Linked DNA regions of Homo sapiens: region 2 is linked to region 1. A link is an interaction called in ENCODE POLR2A ChIA-PET data of the cell type or tissue named here. Cell type or tissue: CD4-positive, alpha-beta T cell. All regions are shown on one strand. Links, peaks and the distances in the headings refer to the core of each region. The heading gives the core; the rest is flanking DNA. Region 1 has its middle 180 kb from the start of MAF. Region 2 overlaps WWOX (WW domain containing oxidoreductase).

The links. Peaks named below come from ENCODE experiments on the same cell type or tissue, not always from the same donor. Only the 100,000 strongest peaks of a DNase experiment are listed, where the experiment ranks them.
Region 2: POLR2A ChIA-PET joins it to region 1 with 5 read pairs; 1 of 35 experiments calls an interaction of 5 or more read pairs at or near these places.

The regions. Positions count from the first base shown.
Region 1 is chr16:79,410,929-79,423,458 of GRCh38, forward strand. It overlaps a transcript of MAF not described here. Among named protein-coding and RNA genes, the nearest start is that of MAF, 180 kb to the right of the region's middle. In CD4-positive, alpha-beta T cell, for the core only: no CTCF peak of the experiment used is centred there; no DNase peak of the experiment used is centred there; H3K27ac peaks cover 823 bases.
Region 2 is chr16:79,037,292-79,049,821 of GRCh38, forward strand. The region is part of intron 8 of WWOX (WW domain containing oxidoreductase); the gene reads left to right. Among named protein-coding and RNA genes, the nearest start is that of WWOX-AS2, 540 kb to the left of the region's middle. In CD4-positive, alpha-beta T cell, for the core only: no CTCF peak of the experiment used is centred there; a DNase peak (open chromatin) is centred at 5,800.

The sequences.
Region 1 (12,530 bases), core at 2,240-10,239:
CAGGGAGGGGGGACCTGACCTGAATTTAGGATCCCTTGACTTTTCCTTAGATATCGGTCTTAGGGACCTTAAATGCCCTCACTAGTTCCATCCATTTTTCCTTCCTCCAAGACCAGCCTGAGTACTGCCTTCTGCAGAGACTTCCTTTGATCTTGCCTTTATTCACCAACTCCTCCCTTGTCCCATTTTAGTTTCCACTCCCCAGTCACTATTCAGGTGATTTTCCATAATGTCCTTGATTTTGTTCGCCTTGCAGTTTTCTCACAAGACCTCGAAACCTTGGTGGCTGGGACCTCGCCTTTCTCGTTATTTTTTGTCCCTCAAGCATTCAAGACAGGTGCTCAGTAAATAACCTCTTTGGTGAATTAATTGGGTTTTCTATGTCACATCCCTATTGACTTGGACATGAACATCATCTAAATAATTCTAATTCCTGTATTATGAACACTTGAGTTATCTGCCCCATATCCATCCCCTGAACCTTTTATTTTGTGTAACCAACCTCAGTGTCATTCAAACAGGCCTCTGAAGCCTGCATGACAATGAACATTGGGGAAAGCCCTGGAAATGTTTGCAGGGCAGAAGATGAGAGCCCTGCAGGGGTCTGTTTGGGCTTCTTTTCATCTAAGTCTGGTGACTTTTGCCCTGAGTGATGGAGGCAACCTATAAATTGAGGTGAATCACCTCAATTACAAGTCATTACAAGATTTAGCTGTGTGATGCCAGACATCTGGCCAACTCCAACTACTATCTTTATTTACTGAATTACTCTGTGCAACTTTCTAGACACACCATGATTTGGGCTCCCCCAGGCTTTTCCTCTTGCTGCTCACTCTTCCTGCATGTTATGCCTTTACCCACAGAGCTATTCCTCTTCCAGATCTCTACTCTGATCTTCAGGTTGTCTTCCTCAACCACCCAGGCAACCTCGGCACTCATTTCTGTGTTTCCTCTGCACCCTTTAAAAACATATGTAGTAGGGTCACCAGAGAGTTAGATGAGATGGTGTCTGGATGGTATGAAAGCTCCATAAGTGGCAGTAGTGTTGCTGTTGTTACCAGTACCACGATAATGACTCACTTTGTGCGACACCTTGCTTCCCTTGTGCAGACTGAGCACTTAGTACACGTCAGGCAGAGAGTGAGTGTTTTCTAAATGATTGAAATATATGAGGATAGTCTCAGATGAATGAGCCAGGCCTTAAGATTCACAGGCCTGTGACTGGGGGTAATTTAGAAATAAAACATGCAAGTACAATATGGCAAAGATGAGCTTTCAGGGAGGCTGATGTCAAGAGCACAAGTTCACAACGGTGAGGTACAGTTGTGTTCAGATAAAGGGCCAGTTGACACCCTAGAGGGTATGATTACCGTGGTACCAGGTATGTGCAGGTGGCAGATAAGCCACCATGTGGAGGTGTTGGGGAAGGGCCCTATTGGCTTTAGGGTCCCCATGTCTGTGTTTCCTCCATTGTGAGTAGTACACAGCCTTGACAGACATTGGTTGAAATCCCAGCCCTATTGCTTGAATGTTCCATGAAGTATCTAAATCAAAATTTATCCACCTGGGCACTGACATTTGGGCTGGGTAACTGTTGTAGGGGCTGTCCTGTGTATTGCAGGATATTGAATAGGATTCTTGGCCTTCACCCTTTTGGCCACAGCACCTCCCTCTCAAGTTGTGGCAGTTGCGCCCAGTTGAGGAGCACTGCTTCAAGCTAAGCCTTGGTTTTCTCAGCTATAAAATGGGGATCGCAGTTCCTGTAGATAGGCTCCAGCAGTTGTTGTTAAGATCAATGGAAGTAACATGTATGAAAGGGCCTACTCCAGAGCTTAAAGCTGTCCTAAAGGACAGAGGAAAGACAACCCTCCCCCATTCACACCCAGAGCGTTCTGGGAGGCGGCACTAGAGATAATATGGGAGGAGGTGATCCATCAGTGCTTGTCCTGAAATCTCACAAGAGTCAGCACCTTGGGCTTCGCCTTGCCCTGTAGGTATGTAAATAGGGGATTATCAGGGTCAGCATCTGTGAGAGTTAAAGCAGGAAGTCCTTACAGCTTCCTGTAAAAACACAAGTGACAAACTTGGATAAACAGTAAGTAGAGAAAAAAATATTCCTATATTATTGCCAGCCCCAAGAAGCCTCTCTCTCTCCTTTTCTTTCTCATAAACTCATACATACTCCCCAGGACAAGTTGTGACATAAAACAGTTGTTACAAGCTTCCATTATGGAGTTAGATTTGTGCTCCAATTCCAGCTCTGCTACTTGTGAGCTGTGCAGTTTTTTTTTTTTTTTTTTTTTTTTTTTTTTTTTTTTTTTTTTTTTTTTTTGAGACGGAGTCTCGCTCTGTCACCCAGGCTGGAGTACAGTGGCGCAGCCTCGGCTCACTGCAAGCTCCGCCTCCCGGGTTCACGCCATTCTCCTGCCTCAGCCTCTCCGAGTAGCTGGGACTACAGGCGCCTGCCACCTCGCCCGGCTAATTTTTTTTTTATTTTTAGTAGAGACGGGGTTTCACCATGGTCTCGATCTCCTGACCTCGTGATCCACCCGCCTCGGCCTCCCAAAGTGCTGGGATTACAAGCGTGAGCCACCGCGCCCGGCCGAGCTGTGCAGTTTTGATCCAGTTACTTTACCTCTCTGAGCTATATCTTTCTCTCTTTAACCAGGGATAAAAATGAGACCTACTTCATAGAGTTATTATAAGCATTAGATAAAATAACATATGTCAATAATGTATGTATTTCACACACAGATAATCTCCATTGTGGGATCAGGTGCCTGAAACCCAGGAAATACTCGAGTAATATTAGTTATTTTCCTTCTTAGTAATAATATGGTCAGCAATCTTTCCGAAGAGGCAACCCCTACTCTGCCAGGGGAAGGGTGGTTTTGTGGGGTAAAGCACATTATGATAACACATCGTTCATTCGAGAAGAAAGATTGGCAAAAGTAGGCCACATTCCCAAATCCAGTGGGGAATCAGTGAGTGTGCTGAGATGGAAAGAGGATGAGCTTTGGGGCCAACACACCTGAGTTCAGATGCTGGCTCCATCAGTAGCTGGCCAAATGCCCTCAGCTGTCTGAGCTCACAAATCCATCCTTCCTGTACCTTTTAGGTCACTGCCTAGTCTAGTACTGCCTTTGCCAGCTTGGTGGTTGAGGGTGTATACCTCATACATTCTCTTACTTATCCACTTAACAAACATTGGCTGAGCTCTTGTTCTTTGCCAGACACTAAACCAAGTGTGAGAGTGTCTTGGTCCATTTTGTGTTGCTACAAAGGAGTACCTGAGGATGGGCAATTCACAAAGAAAAGAGATTTATTTGGCTTACAGTTCTCAAGCTGTACAAGAAGCATGGTGCCAGCATCTGCTCAGCTTCTGGTGAGGCCTCAGGAAGATTTTGCTCATGGTAGCAGGCAAGGGGAGCCAGCATTTCACATGGCAAGAGAGGGACAAGAGAGAAGGGAAGATGCCAGGTTGTTTTAAAAATCAATCAGATCTCATGTGAACTAATAGAGTGAGAACTCATTATTACTGTGAGGAGGGCACAAAGCCATTCATGAGGGATCTGCCTCCAGGACCCAAACACCTGTCACCAGGCCCCACCTCCAATACTAGGGGTCACATTTCAACATGAGATTTAGAAGGGACAAATATCCAAACTATATCAGTGGGATACAGAGGTAAACAGACACGGACTAGTGCTCAAGGAGCTTGAAAGCTGGAAGGAAAACCAAAGTCTCAAAGAGATGGTTTGGGTAAGAGAGAAATCATAAGGAAAGATGCAGCTGGGAGCCAAGATCAAAATGGAGTTTTGTTAATCAGGAAAAACTGTATTAGACTCTGTAATAACAAACAACTTCCAAATATCAAAAACTTAAAGATGCACATGCACGTGATATCCATTGTAGGACCAGGGAACTCCTCCACGACACTAGTTCATGTGTTGTCTTAGCATTCTAAACTGTTCAAATCTTATGGGATTTCCATGTCATAGGGTGTCCCCAATCACTGAGGCAGGGGAACAGAGACCACAGGAAATTCTGCACCAGCTCTTGAATGCTTCCATCCAGAGTTGACATGTTTGTTTCCCTTTGCATTTCATTGAACAAAACTATTCCCATGCCCAGGCTTAACCTCAAAGGACTGTGTGCCCTGCAGGAAGCGAGAACTAGAAATCTTTGAGAGCAGCTCTAACATTGTCCTCAACCACGGATGAGCTCACCCAAACATGGAGAGCTACACGGGCAGGACTCTTGTTAGTTCATTAGCACTTAGCAAAGTGCTGGGCACAGGATACAAGTCAACAAATTTTAGAGACAGAAGGAAAGAACAAGGAAGGAAGGAAGGGAGGGAGGGAGGGAAGGAAGGGAGGAAGGACGGAAGGAGAGAAGGAAGGAGGGAGGATGAACAGGCAGGCAGGCAGGCAAGAAGGAGGAAGGAGGGAGCAAGGAAGGGAGGGAAAGAGGCAAGGAAGGAAGGAGGGAAGGAAAATTGTTGGGTGGTTCAGGACTCTAGCCATTGAAAAATCTCTCTACTATCCAGGAATAGAGCTATGTGTTGGGGCAGAAGTCCCCTTAAATTAGGAATGGCTCAGGTTGTGAGGGAGGCTGGCAGAGATGCTGCCTTGCTCAGTGTGGTCAGCATTCAAAGCCTGGATCACTTTTCCTTCTGCAGCTACAAAGCAGCTTGCATCCTATGGTTGCCTCGGGGCCACTGACAGCTCTGCTCTCTCTCTAGGCCTCCACCCCTCCCTTCTGCTTGTGCCATATTAGAAAGGGCATGGGCTTTGGAGTCAGTTAGACCTGGGTTTGATCCTGGGCCCTCCCCTTTCTATTGGGTGCCTTTGGGGCTAGTTATTAAAAATCCCGGAGCCTCAGCTTCCTTATCTGTAAAACAATGGCAACTCTCAAGTCACAAACCCCTTGACAAATCTCAGCTTCCCTCTTCTCTCCAGGGGCCATACTCTTGCATCCCTTGGTGTATTGTATTACGGTCCTTAGAATGTCCCTCCCTATGAAAATCTGAACTTCCTACCAAGCATCCCTCTTGGGTGAGACCTTCCCTACCTCCTTTTAGCAAAGTGCCGTGTGTCTGGTTGCGCCCGAGCACAGCACCTGTCTCCTACCAGCAGCACTGACAGAGGGGATGTGCCCAGCTTTGGGTGGGCTGCAGCTGCTGTGTGTGCCCCTAAGCTGCCACCCGCGGCACAGGATGGAAGTGGGGCGATTGCTCACTGCTAATAGTTAGACAACGACACCACCAGGAGATGGCTGAGCTGTGGCAGCAGAACTGCCTCTGATTCTGTTGTGGTCTGATGGAGTTCTTGGGGATTGAGGGACCTGAATTAGGTCATCCCTTTCATTCATTTAGCCATGAGTTATTGGGAAGCGTCTCTGTGACAAGCTCCATGTCAACATGTTGGGAACACAGTGATATGTTCCCAGCATGTGAAACAGGCTTTACTCTTACAAACTCTTCGAAATATAGGTGCTTCTGTTTCTCTTCACGGTGATACACTACATTTGCAAGAATAAAAAGAAGGAAGTGGTTTATGGTTAAATTGCAAAAAAAAAAAAAAGATCAGGCATTTACTGTGACTTTCATAGAATTGAATATTTTTAAAGCTGAAAGTTTTAAATATCCAGGAGGGAGTGGCCGTACCCCCACTCCAGTTTTACAGATGAAGAAATAGAAAGGAAAGACGTGACTCAGATATTGTTCCTGGGAGCGCGGTGCTCCGAATGGTCAGTTAGCATCAGTTCTGTCCAAGGCCAAGAAATGGAATTGGGATTAGAAGACCCTGCTGACCAGAGAGCATCCTATGACCTGAAGCAGCTTGCTACCCTCTCCCTGTAGAAAGTTGGGGAAGCCGCTGTGTTGTTTTTTGACTATTTCTTCATGGGTAAAGGGGAGACAATGAAGTGTTATATAGTTTTAGGAAGATGGTAGACAGCCTTTTGTTTTTTACTCATGAAGTATTACAGTGATGACTGTGACAACAATCATAATTATTCTTATTTGCACACCAGCACACCAGCTTTATATTCAAGTTAGAAACATGGAATCCAGGCAAACATGTTGTTTCCACAATGCCAGAATTCCCAAGACATGCTATGAGCCGAACTCACAGACGGAAAGGGTATTTTTTATGCCTTCTTTTAGCAAAAGTTATTCAGCCAGGGGCACACCATTCTCATTTTCATTTGAGGCTGAGGAGGTGCCTGCAGCCGACCCCTTCCAGCAGACTTGGGCGTTCATAGAACCTAATTCTTTAATGGACTCTGGGTGCATTTCTTGCTTCCATCTTGAGGTCATTAAAAAGCCTGTGGTGAACTACACCGACATAAACCTTTTATAGAAACAATCAGATATCACTTGGTAAAATAATTAGCATCAGAATAGCACAAAGTCAGTCTGTCTGCAACTTGGTGCCAAACATCAAAAGAACTCCTGGCAGTATCTATCCCCATTCTATTTTGAAGGTGGAGGGGATACTTCTCCCTCTCCCAGCCGGTTTCCAAGGGTGACCCAAAGGTTCAAGTCATGCTATTTGGATGTGCGATGTTATTATGGGCTGGCGGACTGGTGGTCCTCAAAGTGGGCTTCCTGCACAGGATCATGGGAAAGGGGACAGACAACCGAAGGAGGGAGGGCTGGGGCGAGCAGAGGTTTGGAGGCGGGGGTCCCCAGCCCTACCGAGCCTGCCTAGCCTGCTTCCCCTTCTTGGAGCAGTACGGTCCTCCGTCCCCTCCCCACATGGCCCTCTAACTTCCTGCTTGGCTGTCAGAGTGTTTTCTCTTGTTGACCAAATATCAGGAGCTTAGTTTTGTTTACAGCTTTTGGATAAAATATCTCAGGAAAGGAGTGTCCCTCTTGAGGCCAGATAAGACGCTGCTGGAGAGCTCCACACGACGCGGCACACGTTACTTTCCACGATAACGCATCCGTATTTTCGCCTGGAAATGGGAATTCTTAGAAATGATAAATTGCAGGGGTCCTCTGCTTCACCCCGGAGAGTTTCCCCCGACTGGCCTATGTGTGAGTGTTTTCCTCCTGCGCGGGTCTGGCCTTGTGCAAGAGGCAACAGATAATCAAATTGTTGAACTAAAAAAGAAAAAGAAAATCCTTGACCCTTTTTTACATCTCAAGTGTGCAACTGGCCTGAGGAAGAAAACAGGGACCTATCTTCATTGCCAGCCTGAAGCCGGATGATTCCCTCTCATTGTGTCTCGAGAACACAGGCTCCAGCGCGGCTGGGCTTGAGAGACCATCTTCTCGTGTCTCCTTTAATTTAGCTGATAGATATGAAAACGAGTTGAGTTTTAAAAATAAATAGGCATTTCTCATTATCTGGGGACAGTTTTCGGGCTGGGGCCTCACGGTCAGCTGGGAGCAGCCACAGAGAAAAAAAGAGCCCCTGTTCAGCCACACAAAGCCTGAATACCTGTGTCCTACGTTGGGGCTGGGGACGATTATTCACTCATTCTGTTGTGACAGACAGAAAGAAAATTTAGCAAACCACAAAATTTCCTAATTAGTGCGCTGGGAGTTCTTCCGATGGTAATTTGGAACAAAGGGAGGCAGCCCCGTGGTGAGGGGGCAAAGGAAAGGAAAAATAAAATAAAATAAAACAGGATAGATGGGGAAGGGCGGGAGGCGTGCTCACTCTAGGTATGGAAAGCAGTTCTGGAAGTTTTTCTTATGCAACAGAATTTTTTTCTCTCTCCTAGAAGCTGCTGTTCACATATGGCAACATGATCCCCGGGCGCCTACCATATGTAAGGACACAAGGTTTTATGACTTATTGTCGCTAAGATTTATGGAGATGATATATGATAAGCAATTTTTCATTATCTCATATCAGGAGCAAATGCAGAGAGATGCAGGCTCCTCACCGCATGGTTGGGTGGAGCTGCAGGCCCCAACACAGGGCCCCACACAAACTCCGTCTCCTGCTCCTCTGCTGGGGGCTGCTGCCTTCCCCATAATAAAAGAACAGCCTGTGGTACCAGCAGCAACAATTTATTTGATTAAAATGGGCTACTCTGGAGCTATTTTGTGGTATGTTAATAAGTGCTATATCACAGACATTTATTAAATTAGTTTTCATAAATGTCAGCAGTGTTTGCACAGGAAATACACCAGTCTAAATGTGGACCAAACTCCGAATTAACTTCCCCCCTCAGGAAAATGGACATTTCTGCCAGGGTGAAGGTGTGCTGGCCAGGTAAGGGCAATCATGGGGTGCTCAGAAGTTTAATATCAGCATGGGCCAAACACAGCAGTTTTGGCTCCCAGCAGCCTCCCATAGAGGGAGGATTTGAGGAGGCTGAAAGGAAGGAAATGACAGAACTCGACACTTCCTTGGAACAAGGCTTCAGCCTTTGGTGTCACAATATTTCACCTTTTCCTTACGTTTGACTCAGCACAAATGGACAGAGATTGAGAAAACAGGACACAAGAGGAAGTGGAAATTTCTGCTAGAAGCATCCTAGGTTTGGAAATCAGTGATTCTGTCCTCAGTCGCCTTACAGTTTCCATGCCGATGGCAAGGCAGGGAGCTTATTGATGAGCCTGTTTCAGGCTTCCAGGCTTAGCCGCACTGAGCCGGGCAACTCTCTGGTGTCTAGGATGTTCCACCTCTTATCTTCCATGTCTGTTCTGGAAAAACAAGATCTGACCCGTTCCTCTTTGAAGAAACAGACAAAATGAGAACAGCCCCACTCAGATGATTTTCTGGAGCCGGGGAGATTTTCATCACAGATGCCACAATTCAGAAGAAAACCTAGACCGAGCTCACCTTGGCACGAGGAAGAAATCATCTTTGTATACCTAATCAAGAGTGCAGGAAGCTTTAGGGACACCAGGGTGGCAGTGTCACAGCATCACCATGATCTGTTCATCCATTAACCACCCTTACTTTGCAAACTTTGCTTTCTTTGGTCATTCATGATCCAAGGCATTTTAAATCTCCCGGAAAAAAAAAAATGTTTTCCACTCACACTTTCCATGGAGAGTCCTGGAGTATAACCAGTGAATTCAGACAATTTTTCAGAGGGTAACACACGGTTTTTTTTTTTCTTTCTTTAACCCATTTGACAATTCTCCTGCATCTTCTTCAAGTAAACATACTGCAAAAGTGACTGTGGCCAGCACCTACAAAACTGCAGGAATCCAATAACACGCCTGTGGATTTGGGAGACAGACTAATACTTTGTGTTCATTCTGACAGAGGCACTTGGAAAAAAGAAAATCAATAAGATTGATCCCTCAGATGTGCTGTTTATAGATGTGCATCAGTGTTCTTGTATGGCGAACAAAATGTGTGTCACGTTATATGTGATTTTGTGGGCACGAGGCCAACGTGGGACAGGGCACCCACTCCAGGCAGCAGCGACGGCAGACAAAACAACGCGTGAACACAGTCACGTTTCTGAACACAGTGGCCGCATGTTGACACGCCCTTCCCACGCCAAAAAAACAAGATCAGAAGATGTGGCTTCTTGGCTTTTCTTTTTTATAAGAGTATTTTTATTTTAGAGAATGTTTAGGTTCACAGCAAAATAGAACAAAAAATAGAGTGATTTTTCAAATCACTGCTGCCCCCCTCCCCCTACGGCCTCCCCCACTAACAACCTCCCGCACCAGAGTGGTGCATTGGCCACATCATTACCGCCCAGAGTTTCATCAGGGTTCACTTTAGCTGTTGCTCGGCAGTGCCCCCTTTTCCAAGGCCTCTTTCCAAGGTTTCAGTCATCCGCGGTGAACCGCGGCCCACAAATAAGTGACTGCAGTACAATAAGATATTTTGAGGCTTGACGCGGTGGCTCATGCCTGTAATCCTAGCACTTTTGGAGGCCAAGGCGGGTGGATCACCTGAGGTCAGGAGTTCAAGACCAGCCTGTCCAACGTGGAGAAACCCCTGCCGTCTCTACTAAAAACACAAAAATTATCCAGGCATGGGGGCAGGCACCTGTAATCCCAGCTACTTGGGAGGCTGAGACAGGAGAATCGCTGGAACCCGGGAGGCGGAGGTTGCAGTGAGCTGAGATCGCACCACTTCACTCCAGCCTGGTGACAGAGCGAGACTCTGTCTCAAAAAGAAAAAAAAAAAAATTGAGAGAGAGAGATTTATTACAATATATTAATATAACTGTTCTATTTTATTATTAGCCGTTGTTAATCTCTTACTCTGCCTAATTTGCAAATTAAACTTTATCATAAGTATGTACGTACAAGAGAAAACAATATACATTGCGTTTGTTATTGTCCGCAGTTTCAGGCATCCACTGCAGGTCTCAGAACGTATTCCCTTGTGGATAAGCGCTGGCTGCTGTGCAGTCTATGGGACTGACAAATGTATAATGACACGTATCCACTATTCTAGTATCACACAGAGCCATGTTCCTGCCCTGAAAACCCTCTGTGCTCTGCCCATTCATCCCTCCCTCCCTGCTAGTGCCTGGCAACCGCTGATCTTTTTACTGTCTCCATAGTTTTGGCTTTTCCACAATGTCATGTAGTTGGATTCATACAGTATGTAGTCTTTTCAGACTGGCTCTTGTCACTTAGTAATATGCATTTGTTTCCTCTACTTTTAGCTTTTACAGATCGGAAGACAGAAACCTCGGAAGGGAAGATGATAGACATTCTAAACCAGGCCGGAGAAAAGGGAAAGACAGTTAGTAAATGAAGAAAAGTGATTTTTTTTTTTTTTTTGAGACAGGTTCTTGCTCTGTCACCCAGGCTGGAGTGCAATGGCACAATTGTTGGCCGCTGCAACCTTGAGCTCCTGGGCTCAAGCATCCTCCTGTCTCAGCCTCTTGAGTAGTGAATTCTTTTGTTTTGTTTTTTTCTTTTGAGACAGAGTCTTGCTCTATCCCCCAGGCTGGAGTTCAGTGGCACAATCTCAGCTCACTGCAGCCCCCGCCTCCCAGGTTCCAGCCATTCTCCTGCCTCACCCTCCTGGGTAGCTGGGATCACAGGCATGTGCCATCACACTCAGCTAATTTTTGTGTTTTTAGTAGAGATGGGGTTTCACCATGTTGGCCAGGCTGGTCTCGAACTCCTGAACTCAGGTGATCCACCCGCCTTGGCCTCCCAAAATGCTAGGATTACAGGTGTGAGCCACCACGCCCAGCCTTGAGTAGTGAATTCTTAATGAGAGCATGATAAAGTAGAATCACTGTTTATTCTACACCGAGGACAGAGCATTCTGGAAAAATGAAGCCTGAGCTGATGTGTTATTTTGGGTTTCTCTGCTTTATTTTGTTTTCCTAACCACTCGTTCTAAGAACCTTATTCAGCATATTTCATGGTTGCGAAGAATTAGGTTGAAAGAAGAAGTGATTTAGTCAATGACGTCAAAGTGAAGGGGCTTTTCCTTTCTGCACGGGCCAGAGGTTTTCTTCTGTTTTTATTAGTGCTCCAATAAAATGAAATTCAAAGAAAGCATTTCATTGTCATGGACTCTCTGTAGAGTCCCGGGGACCCCAGAGTCTTGGGTTAAAATGACAGACCTGATTCCCACCTTGACCATTTACTGCCTCCAAGACCTTGAGCCAGTCATAGAGATTCAATGAGCCTCTTTCTCTTCATCTTTAAATTGAGGAGACAGCTTGCTCCATGCACTTCTGGGGTTTAGCAGAGAGTAAGCAGCTGGGCCGTCCCTGGTATATACTTAGTGCTCAGTAGCTGCTAGTTTTATTCATATCCCCATTCCTTTGGGGGGCATATCTGGCTTTCGGGTGAGTATGATTTAAAACTCATTCACTCACTCATTCAACAATATTTATTGAAGACCTATTATGTTCCAGTTACCATTCTATTATGTTGGTGCGAAAGTAATTGCAGTTTTTGCTATTAAAAATAATGCAATTACTTTTGCACTAATCTTATGAACACTCAGCATATATGGAGGAATAAAAGAGGTAAGGTCTCTGCTGTCATGGAGAGACAGATACTACTCAGTTAAGCAAATAAGATAACTTCAGATAAGAAGAAAATAAGACAGGTGGAGTGACAAAGTGCCTGGAAGGGGAAACCAACTAGGATAAGCAGGAAAGGAAACTTTGAGGATGTGATGTCAGTGATGAAAAGCAAGAAGCAGCCAGCCAGGTAAAGCCCAAGAGGGAGGGGATTCTAAGATAGGGTTGCCAAGTAAAATACAGGGCGTTCAGTTAAGTGTAACGTGCACGTGAGCAACATGTTTTAGAATAAGCATATCCCAAATATTGCATAGGATGTACCTATACCGCAAGAGTTATCAGTTGTTTATCTGAAATTCAAATTTAACTGGGTGTCCTGTTTTTCATTTGCTAAATCTGGTGAACCTGTTCTAGGGAGAGGGCTCAGCAAGGACCAAGGAGAGGAGGTGGGAATGAATTTGGCTTGTCTGGAGAGCAGCAAGGAGGCCAGCGTGTCCAAGATGTGGAAGATGTGATGTGATGTCAGCCCCTCCTATAAGGGCCGTGGAGGCTATGGTGAGGAGTCTGAGCAAATCAAACCCGATGACTTGTGTGTT
Region 2 (12,530 bases), core at 1,406-9,405, 370 kb before region 1:
AAAGTGCTGGGGCATGGGTGAAACCAGAATGGTTTTGATTCTCAAGTCTTTTTGTAGAGAGGAAGAATGGATATTCCTAGGGTCAGTTGATTGAGGGTGTGTTGGGGGAATGTGATTATCGATGATGCTGTATGCTGGGTACTAGACTGGGGGTTCGTTACATCAAGTTGTGGGGTCTGTGGAAAGGAAGTTGTCATAGGAGTCTAGGACTCAGCAGCTGTCACCTTCCCAAAGTCACACTGCTGATGAGTGACAGAGACCACATTTAAATCTGTGTGTTTACAAGGTCTACAACTGCACCCTGCTACCTCCCAGAAGCTGAGGCAGGATGGGCAGGTTGCCACACCCTCCCAACCTCCTGCAACCTTAGTTGTTAGTGAAAGGTTATTAAATAGGCCTCACAATCGCAAGCCAGGTAAATATGTCATTGGAGAGGTTGGTTTTGTTTGCATTTCTGGTGAAGTTGAGTTGTTTTTATCCCCTACAAGGTCATCTAGACATTTTTATCCCCAAGGTCAGGAGATCTTTCTGCCAGAGGTCAGCATTCCATCCAGCTCCTGCCTGCTCTCTGGGTGGCCGACTGTGCCAGTAGAAATGCCAGCTGCAGCCAAAGGACAGGCTTTCCATCCGAGAAAAGCACTCACACTCGCATTTCTTTTCTGGTTCTGTTCCTCCCCTACATAACCAGAAAAAGCTCGTTAACACATGATGGCAACCAGGCTCCAATATCTGCCAGTTCCCCTGTACAGATTCCTCTTTAGCATTCTCTCGGCTTCCCTCCTCAACAATTAATTCAGATGAGCAGTTGGGAGAGTGCAGGATCCAGTTCAAAAGGATCTGTCCCCCCGTGAACCCCAGGACAGGGTGAGAGGCCACCTGCACACTTTTTTTTTGTCAGCTCACACCCTGTTGGCCCTTTGCAAATATTTGTCTTTCCTCATGCACGTGGTTATTCCCAGAAAGATCCAGTGAATTGTCTCCTGAAGATAAAATACATAAAAGGGCGTTTCAAAGTATAAACAGTGATTTTAATGAAAAATAAGAAGAAAATGCTTATGATACAACATTAGGTGGAAAACGAAGGAAGAAAAATTCTGTGAGTCTAATTATGGAAAAAATTACTAAGATATGTTTTAACATGCCCTAGACATGCACAGAAAAAAAAGACTGGAAGGAAATTTATTGAGATGTTATTGTTTATGAGTGTTCTAATTATGATTTTTAACAATATATTATCAGAGTTTTCTGACAAAGAATTAACTTTTTATTTTTTTTGAGACAGAGTTTCTCTCTTGTCACACAGGCTGGAGTGCAATGGTGCAATCTCAGCTCACTGCAATGTCTGCCTCCCAGATTCAAGCAATTTTCCTGCCTCAGGCTCCCAAGTAGCTGGGATTACAGGCACCCACCACCACACCCAACTAATTTTTGTGTTTTTAGTAGAGACAGGGTTTCACCATATTGGCCAGACTGCTCTTGAATTCCTAACTTCAGGTGACCCACCTGCCTCAGCCTCCCAAAGTGCTGGGATTACAAGCATGAGCCACTGTGCCCAGCCTAGAAATAACTTTTAAATCAGAAAAATACATTTTTTAAAAAGATGTAAAGCATACATAGAGGATAACTTACAAATCTGCATTTCATGACCACATATATCTATTGAGTTGCCCCTAGGATCATTTTTTTCAAAGCTAATGTCTGCCACAAATGGGAGTTTTAATAGGTTATAATTCATATGACTTAGTGTTAAACCTCTACGTTGGGATTCTTAAATTTAACATGGATAAACTGAACTTGATTTCCTGCATTAAAAAAAATTAAAGAAATGAAAGTTCTGACTGTTTTATTGTAGCTGGGGAATTCTTTTTGCAGGTGATGCTCATGTTACGGTTTTGAACCCAGGACTTTGCGTTGCAGTTTTGTTCAGGGGTTGCAGAATACCGATCTGACTTTGCAGGAATGACTGTCTTGGTGCATAAGCCATTAACCTCTCTGCGCCCTTGGATTGCCTCCTCTCCTGCCAGCAGAAGCCAAGTCACCTCATCTGTAAGGGAGTTTCATTGAGGACTAAGTGGGACCAGGCCGAAAACGACCCCCTTCCCCCATAGGAAGTCACAGAACAGCCAAGCCCTGGAACAGGAGGAGCAGCTTCCTCCTGGGCACAGCTGTGCAGAACCAGAGGCGACGCATTTGCCCATCGTAAAGGCTGATTAGAAACAGTTGGGTCCCAAGCAGAATCCTTTTGCCCATGACTGTGTCCATGGTCGAGGTGTCCATTGTCACTGTTGCCAGATGCCAGCACTGGCGAGGGTTTTGCCTTCCTACCGTAGGCTTCTTGACCCGGCACCTCGGAAAGTAACTCCTGTCCATTGTTCCTTGTGCCATCTTTCTTAAGAAAACATGAGGAGGAGCAGGGTGATGCTAGATGGAAGCAGGAGAGCCTGGGGTCTTAGTTTCAGTGGCTCTGACTTCAGTTTTCTCACCTCGAAATCTCCCTTCTCTGAACCTTTTTGCGTGCTCTTCTGTCTGTCTGATATTCATCATCTGACTCATCTCTACCAGTCAGGAGTTGCTTCTTCCAGGAAGCCACATTCCATGGACTGATACGCTGGGCTCCATGCCATCCTGGGGTTCTCTTGAGTACATCTGGAGGGGTGTAGTGTGTTGTAAATGCATACGATCATGCTGGTACATTTCATCAAAGGTGGCAGTTACACTACCAGTTGTGTGCCCTTGGGCAATTAGCATCACCCTGCTGTGCCTCAGTGTTTCCATCTATAAACTGGGTATAATAATCATTCCTACCCCATAGGTTGCTGTGAAGATTGGCTCACATCAGTAATGTACTTGGAATGGATCCTGGCATAAAAAGAGCCCTTGGAAAATGATAGCGTTCATCCTTGGTATGACCTCCAAGTTCTTTGAACCTCAAAGAGCCAAGTCCCACATCTCAGGTACATTTCAGTTCATTCTTTCTGAGTTGATTTTTTTTTTTTTTTTTGAGACAAGGTCTCATTCTGTTGCCCAGACTGGAGTGCGGTGGTGCGATCTCAGCTCACTGCCACCTCTGCCTCCCAGGCCCAAGCGATCCTCCTGCCTCAGCCTCATGAGCAGCTGGGACCACAGGATGCACCACCATGGCCAGATAATTGTTTTGCATCTTTGGTAGAGACAAGCCTTCACTATGTTGCCCAGGCTGGTCTCGAACTCCTGAGCTCAGGTGATCTACCTACCTTGGCCCCACAAAGTGCTGGGCTTACAGGTATCAGCCACTGGGCCTGGCCTGAGTTGATAATTTTTGTCATTTCTTTCTCACTTTTCTCAGGAAAATCATGACTGTAAAACAGATCAGTTTTGCTTTAGTTCCCACCCTCATCATCAACCCCTCCCCAGCTACCCTGCAAAAGAGTCACAGATCATTGGGATAACTAGAACCACAGAGATCCCCCTAGACTTGTCAGCCAGGGAACCTGACACTCTTAGACCTTCTTCTGAGTGCTTTGTCCTTGTCCGGAGAGCTCGGGGAGGAGCAAGGTTGTACTGGGATTTTTTTCCGATCACAGAAAGTAACTTAGCTAGCTGTTGCCCAGCCAATTTGCCCAAGGGAGAGGTTGCTCCTGGGTTGCAGGACGCATCCATGGATGGAGCATGGGTTTTGGGCTGTGGGGGGACAATGAGGTGGTTCCTGAAATCCCTAGTTACTAGCAGACAAGTGCATCAGACAAGTGCATTTCACCGTTCTGAGCTTCAGTCTCTTATCCAAGCAGAAACATGGCCAGAATGCAATGTCCTAATACATGTAATTCATTACGTGTGTTGTCATGTAATGTAACACACCTATTGGCAGTCTCTGACACAATACAGATATTGACCCCATGGTCTTGCCCCAACTTAAATAAAAATAAAAACGAATGCAAAAGAGGAATCTTCTTTGCACTCGTGTGATGTCTGTTAATTCTTGGCTTTCTTCCTTCATAAGGTTAATCATCTCCCTGTCACCCCTCCCGCTTGTCCCCCAGCCTCTGTGTGTCACCTTCTCTCTGAGCTCACCCTCTCTAGGAAGCCTTCCTTGCTGGAATGCCCATTCCCTGATATAAGGATTCCACCCACCACGCCCCTTGCGGTTCCTTGCCGGTGTCCTGTCCTGGGCAGACATAAGCCCTGTGGGTTCCAGTTTCTCATTAGGAACCTGGATGATGGAGCAGGGATCATGCTCATTAAGTCCGCAGAACTCATCAGCTGCTTAGCAGGGGGCCAAGGAGGGCTGAGCCTATGACGGGTGAATAAGTCTGGTTGGCCTCTGGGAGTACGGGATCAGAATTCCAAGTGACTGGGGTCAGTAGCAGGCCACCAAGAGCCATCCCACCTCAGAAAGACAGAAGCCATCACTGCAAATGGCAAGGGCATGAGGCAGTTTGAAACTGGCAAAACTGGACCTTTCATGGAATCCAGGGCTTGAGCTTTAATGCTTTACACTTTTGTTTTTTCATTCCATACGCTTTTGCTTTAGCTTCCTGGCAAAATTCAGACAAACCTAGAAGGGATAATAACTTACATTCAACCTCTGCTTGCTCTGTCCTTTCTCACACGTGTTTAGAGAAACTGGAGGAGCCCGGGAACTGCTTTCTCCTCTCTAAGAGTCTTGGTGGTTTCTTGTGTGGAAATGAATGGGAAGTTCACCCTGGTTCTGCAAAATGGGTGCGAAATGTAAAATGTATATACCTTCTATCCTACTCTTTATGTTCCACAAATTTTGGAGGGAAACTGATTAACTCTCTAGCTACCATGTTCCAGGTGCCTGCACCTGCTTGCTCTTGGTTAACCTGCACCCACGTTCCCCCGCCTGTCTCTGAAGTATTCACAGGTGGAGGCTCAGATGCACACAGTGATTGAGTGCCCTAGCTGGGGTTGGAAACTCTGTCCATGAACTCCAAAGCCCACGCTCTCTTACACCCTCCCAAAAGCTGAGGCTTCCTCACTGTCTTTTGCATTATGTCATGGGTGGAAACATGCACCTTCCCTGACCTTTTGGCTTGGAACATGGAAGTTCATTGACTTTGTTGCCTAGCAGGGCCTGGAGCTGGGTTTCTTGCCTGATCAATGTATATCATTTTGCCAAGAGACAGAGTCTGTGCTGGAGAGATTGATTCCCTGGTTATTTATCTTCCTCTGCCCAGTGTAAATTGGTCAGCCTGATCCTATTCGCATGATAAAAATCATAATGTCTCAAATTACTTACTCAATAAAATGTGGGTTTGTCTATTATTAGTGATTATTAGGGTTATAATGCAGCATGGAAATTTGGAGCAAATTAACTATACATGCAAGCTGTTGGGCTCAAGTGCAGTTAATCATACGCATACAGTGCCAGTGGGCAGAAGGTTTTGCAAGAATAGCTTCAGGAAGACTTTGTGGGAAGACAGATGAATACTCAGGGTTTTTTTTTTTTTTTCTTCTAACTTGTCCTCCTTGATCAGGATTTCTCAAATGCACATTTGTCTAATATACTGTTGAACCATGCAAGTACCAAAACAAAACAAGAAACCCAGAATTATAGCTCAAATTTAATTAAAATAGCTTTTATTGCTTCTATTCATGTGTCCCTGGATTTTAAGTGATGCGTCAGAATTTCATGATGAGCAAATGCCTATGGATGCCCTCATTTCTCATCCTTCTTGACTGTCTGCTAAGATTCACTCTTGGTCTTGTCTTTGAGCTTTTCTGTTCAGTGATGTAATGGGACAGGCTCTCCTGTCATCAAGAGTTCCCATCATACCTGGGCACTGCCATTTCCTCTGTGGTAGATGCTTCCTGGACACGTGGGCAGGTGAGAGGTGCTGACTTTGCCTACTTGCAGCTGAAGAGAAGAGAGATGTAGCTTTGAATGGCCACATGAGTGTTTTTTTAAATGAAAAAAAAATCTATGTATAACTTGTTTCCTGTGAGGGTGCCAGGAAACTTTACAATGAACTTCGTGAATTAAACCTCTACCAGATGAATAGAGGTGGTGGCATGGTAGCAGAAATTAGGATTAAAAAAATGGTTTTTGATTTATGAAAAATTTTTCTGCAGGAAATTTTGATTTGTTCTTTGTGGATTCTGAGGATAAAATTAAGACCAACATTGAGGATGAGAGACAGAACTGAACTCAACTTAAAATAGCTTCAGGGAGGAAAAGCAAGTGCATTAGATAAGTAAGTGGGAAGTCCAGGGGTAGACGTGAGTTCAGGCATAGCTGGATCCAGGATCCGACAGCTTGCATGTGTAGTTAATTTGTTCCAAATTTCCATCCTGCATTATAACCCTAATGTTTGCTAATAACACACAAACCCACATTTTATTAAGTAAGTAATTTGAGACATGATGATTTTTGTCATGTAAATAGGATCAGGCTGACCAGTATAGACTGGGCAGAGGAAGATTCATAACCAGGGAATTAATCTCTGGATCCAGGCTGAAATGATATTATCAGACACCTTTCTTTCTCTGGTCCTCAGTTTTGATCTCTTCTCTGCTAGCTTTATTCTAAGACAGGCTTAGATGGGATGTAGAGAGCAAACTCTGGAAGTGGAGTACCTCTGGCCTCCAAGGCCAGTAGTTGTAGCAAAAGTCCAGGGCTGCCGCTCATTCACTCTGCTCGGACCTTTCTGGTCACTTGTCTTCTGTGGTTTGGTCCTTGTGGCCAGGGACAATGAAACTCTCATTGATTAGGCCTGAGTTATGTGCTCTCTCCTAGAGCCAGGAAGAGGCTTCGGCCCTGCCCAGACCCGGTGGCCTGAGAGTCACAGTGAGGCGCAGCTCCCAAAGGGAGACTGAAATATAAGCAAAAGAAAAGGAACACGTACTGGGAATCCCAAACAGCAAATGTTCACTGTGTTCAGGGAGGAGTCTTCAGGCCCACAGTGTAGGCATTCAACAAACGCTCTTCAGGGAGAAGGAAAGTTACCATCAAAATCCGTCGTTGAAAGTATTGAAGTTCCAGCTGGCGGTCTGATACAGCTTAGATGTTGTCCCTGCCCAAAGCTCATGTCAAAAGGTAATCTGCAGCGTTGGAGGTGGGGCATGGTGGGAGGTGATTGGGTCATGGGGGTGGATTTCTCATGAATGGTTTACCACCATCCTCTTGGTACTGTCCTCACGATAGTGAGTGAGTTGTTGGGGGAGCTGGTCATTTAAAAATGTGTGGCACAGCCCCCCACCCTGTCTCTTGCTCCTGCCCTGGCCACATGACGTGCCTGCTCCGCCTTCTCCTTCTGCCATGATTGTAAGCTTCTTGAGACTTCCCCCAGAAGCCAGGCAGCTGCCAGTATCATGTTTCCTGTACAGCCTGTGGAACTATGAGCCAATTAAACCTCTTTTCTTTATAAATTACCCAGTCTCAGGTAATTCTTTATAGCAATGCAAGAATGGCCTAATACATGGTCTCTGAGCAGGATTATTGTAGAGGGGACTGATGTTGAAGAATGGAAAAGAAGGCAGTGTCAGAGAATGCTGAAGAGTGTGGATCTTAAAGTCCAACCTCAAGGCCCAGCGCTGCCACTTAACAGCTCTGTGACCCTGTAAAGTCACTCAGCCTCATTGAGTCCCCCATCCTCCCCTGTGTAGAATGAGGCTAATGCTAGTGCTCATTTCATAGAGTTGCTACAATAATCAATGAGATAATGTGCATAAAGATTTACATACATAATAACTGCTCAATAAAGGGTAGATGTTAAAATTAGCATCAGCGAGCTCTAGAAGATGCTAAGTTCTCTGGAAAGATCAGCTCTGCTCCTGTCAATCTCTCCAAATGTTAGATTTTGCCTCAAATTTTAGGCATTCGTTCATTCATTTATTCTTTCGTAAATTCTATCGCATTAACCTTTACAAGTGTTAAATTAAATCTTTTCCCCAAATTATGCATTAGAACCAAGTTCTTATGTGGTGGATGTACCTCATTTCAGCAAGAGCTTTCTAAGGGTACAGAATTAAATATGCAGCCTCTGGGATTCAGTGATAGCTCATGGGACATTTGACCTACATGGAAATGCAGGCTGGAGTTGCATTTTAATTGGCAAGGATCAGCCCAGTTGTCCAGCTTGTAGCTTGGAGTGTGGCCTGGCTCCCACTCCAGAGAGATGTACATCATGATCTGCGTGGGTGAGAGGATACTCTCAGGAAATGGGCAAAGTTGCCAGCTGACCTCTCCAGAAAGAGAGACTATGTTGTTAGTTTCCCTTACTTGGATGAGAAATTTCTCCATTCCTAGTCTCATTTTCCCAATAGAACACGGAGGCAGAATTTAAAGCCTCAAAACAATCTGATGCACATCAGCTATCAATGAAAAGGACCAGCTTGGAGGCAGAGGCACCTGAGTTTTGCATCTTGGCTCAATCACTTACTAACTGCATTGTGGGTTAACACAGTGTGTGTGTGTGCACTTACTAACTGTGCAACTGTGGGCAAGTGATGTAATCTCTCTGGAGCTCGTCTTTCCTTTTTTCTTTTCCTTTTTTTTTTTTTTTTTTTTTTTTTTTTTTTTTTTTTTTGAGATGGAGTCTCACTCTGTTGCCCAGGCTGGAGTGCAGTGGCACAATCTCAGCTCACTGCAACCTCTGCCTCCCGGGTTCAAGTGATTCTCCTGCCTCAGCCTCCCAAGTAGCTGGGACTACAGGTGCACACCACCATGGCTGGCTAATTTTTGTATTTTTAGTAGAGACGGGCTTTCACCATGTTGGCCAGGCTGGCCTCGAGCTCCTGACCTCAGATGATCTGTCTGCCTTGCCCTCCCAAAGTGCTAGAATTACAGGCATAAGCCACTGCACCCGGCCACAGTTTTCTTTTCTATATTGTAGGGATAATAATCCTCCCTTGCAGGACTGTGCTCAGCACATGTTCATTGCTCAAGAGAAGTAGCCACTGTTATTATTATTGTCAGTATGTATCCAAGTGTTTAGTTCATTTTCTCTGCATTTGTCTAACTCCCTTTTTTCCCTTGAACTGTAAAGCTCTCAGCCCAGGGATATAGTAGCACCAGCACATAGTAGATGATCAAGAAAAATTAGTCATTCTCTCTGGTTCTTCCTTTCCTGTATCCTGTTGTCTTTATCAGTTCAGGCTGCTGTGACAAAAGTATCACAGACTGGATGGCCTTAACCACAATTGTTTTACATGGTTCTGGAGACTGGGAAGTCTAAGATTAAGGCAGTGGAAGGTTCACTGTCTGGTGAAGGCTGGGCTCCTGATTCATAGATGTCTGCCCTTCTTGTGCATCTTCACATGGTGGGAAGAGGGTGAGAGAGCTCACCGGGGAGTGTTTCTCCCAGTTCCTCCCCAGTACACAGAAAAACAAAGCTTTCTGTCTCACCAGGAGGACTCCACGGTGAGCATAGCTTGGCTCAGCCCAGCAGGAGATTTTGAACCGACTCTGGTAGATTCTTCCTGCAGCCATTCAGCTCCCACCTCTTTCTCTCAAAAAGAAATCCAGGGCTGGGTGTGTGTGGGCAACTTCACCCTGCTCTCTTTGTCCCCCAGGCCTGCACTACAACAAATGTCTCTTTGTGTCCAACTCTTCTTCCATTTCTAGTCCTTCTTTTCTCTTCTTCTCGTACTTCCCATATTCCTAATACGATTGGTTACTCAAATTCTTAAACAACTCACAACTCATTATCTCCCTTCCATGTAAAAGTAACCCCCAGCCTGAGCTACCTGACCCCGTGGTTTAAACAATAAAGCAACTGACCTTTTATCAGAAATTTGCAAAGCCATTTAATTTACATATGTCCTTGGCATCCACAAATATTGCTTCTCCTTTCAACCAGCATGCCACCCTTCCAGCCATTCACATATGTATTCATTCATTCATTCATTTATTCTTTCATTCAGTCAATAAATATTTATTGAGTAGTAAGCACATGCAAGGCATTGAGGGTGGGGAGGGAAAGAGACACAAATTGTCCTTACCCTCATGGATTCACCATGTATTTAAAGGCCACAAATACTTGTGTGAGAAGCAAGTCTTAATAGTCTGAAGTGTTTTCTTAGATTCCCTTGAGCCGCAATGCTGAAAAGCTTATGGTGGTTTTGCTAATGAATTTGACAAGGCCAGAAATAGACCAGATGAAGATTGATCCATTGGTTAATTGATTAATTGATTGATCGACTGAGGAATGTCAGCCTGGTCTACCAAGGTTTATGAAAGCCTGGCATATAGAAATGATGTCGTTAATGCACAAATACCTGCATCCTGTCTTGAACTCCCTCTAGGGGCCACCATGTGTATCAGTGTCCTGTGGCTGCTGTAACAGATTACTACAAATTTTGTGGCATAAAATAACACAAATCGATTCCCTTACAGTTCTGGATGTCAGAACTGGGTGACTTTCTCCTGAGACTGTCCTGATTTTTTTTTTTTTTTTTTTTTTTTTTTTTGCTTGTCAGTTTGTTTTGGGTGATGCAGATGGAAGGTAACGTCACAGGGCAGCTGTATTCCAGGTACTTGGTGACTCTTGGTTGCGATCTGATGACTGGCTCACAGTAGGACCATGACGTGAGCAGATTTGTAGTCCTGCATGAATGAAGGAAAGAAAGAAATCTGACAACTCATTGATTCAGATTCACAGACTCTGCATTTTGAACCAGAATACACCCGAGCAATTACCTAGCACAAAATCTCCTGTCTGCAGAGGAGTTGCAGGAAGGAGAATTCACTATATCCTCTCCTGAAAATATCCCTTGTGGTCAAGGTGGCTATAGACTGGCATCCCTCTGCTCCCTAAGATGCCAGGGACTCACGTCTTCTAGGATATCAGGGGAAGATACAGGGCAATGGGCCTCAGATCACAGACACGGAAAATCATTTTCTATTTCATGGAGCATGGAGAAGCTTCCTTCAAAAAGCTAGCCTTCGACTTTCTATTTTTTGAACTGAAGGGCAGGCCAGGAGGGAGCTGACCTGTGTAGAGCTTGGAGGTTGTGTTTTCAGCTGAGAAAAGTGATCCTGAACCTCTCCATCCTTGCAAAGCTCAGATGGAAGCCCAGGGGCCCCAGCCCTCCAGCCCCACACACATGCCGGTGCACCTGGACTGCCACTCTACCTGTTTACAAATTACCCCCATTTTCTGCTTGGTTCAGCAGCAACTGATTACCGTCCCCCGTGATGTAATTAGGGCTTCAGAGTTCACGTGTGTCTATTATGAGCTCTCCTGTGCTTTGTCTTGGTGCTTCGTTTCTGTAGCAGTAATCATATATATATATAAAAATTTGGTATCAATTGTTTGGCTAAATTATGCACAGTGGGCCATCCTAACCTGCCATTAACATAACGTATGCTAAAGAATGTGTTGTGTTTTTTTGTTTTCTCTGATAATTATACTCTAAAGCATCAATTGCTTATTTGAGTAAATTAAACTTTGAGTTGTTCTTATTTCTTCAAACTTTCAAATTGTCTTGCCTGCAGCAGATGCAGACCCAGCACTCCGGCTGCTGCCAGTGGAGGCAGGAGCCTCGTTACCACCTTTCTGAGAAATTCAAGTGCCACACAGTGGTCACCAGCATTGTAGCTGCCCTGATGTTCCGGGCTCAGCTGCAATATAGCACATCTCTACCACCATCCCCAGAGTGACCTCCAGAACTGTAAGGGACCCCCGCCTTTGGTACAGAGATGGGAGTTAAACACAGGTGTCCACTGGAGTCATGATTCCTCTATTCCCTGGACAAATATGCAATGAGAATCCCTGAGGGACAGGCACTGTGCTAGATACCCGAGATACAAAAGCGACAAGGTTTCTATCCTCTGACAGTTTATACTTTAGTGCAGTGGTCAGCAGACTGTTTCTGCAAACAGCTAGATAGCAAATATTTTAGACTTTGTGACCCATACAGTCACCATCACAACTATTCAGTTCTGCCAGTGTAACTCAAAAGCAGCCATGGCTGTTACATAATGAGTGGCTGTGGCTGTGTGCCAATTAAACTTTATTTACAAAAACAAGAGGAGGGCCAGATTTTGCCTTTGTCAAGGAAGTAAGCATAATAGTGCAAGCAGCACGTGCCCGCTCTTTCACACTGGGGCAAACACAGGGGATTTATTCGGCACAATTGAGTAATGTGGATGAGGCTGCTCAGGGCTGGCAGTTGTAGGACGCAAAACCTTGAGGGGCATCGATATTCTGGTACAGCTGTCACCCATTTGCAGCACAGCTGGGACACTCCACAGAGAATGATCAGGAAGGCCAAGCCCAGATGGCATTGTTGAGGGGCTTTCTCTTAAGACTGCATCTGAGTGGCAGGGCGCAGTAGCTGACCCTTGTAATCCCAGCACTTTGGGAGGCCGAGGTGGGTGGATCACGAGGTCAGGAGTTCAAGACCAGCCTGGCCATGATGGCGAAACCCCGTCTCTACTAAAAATACAAAAATTAGCCTGGCGTGGTGGCCGGCGCCTGTAATCCCAGCCACTTGGGAGGCTGAGGCAGAGAATTGCTTGAACCTGGGAGGTGGAGGTTGCAGTGAGCTGAGATCATCCCACCGCACACCAGCCTGGCCGACAGAGT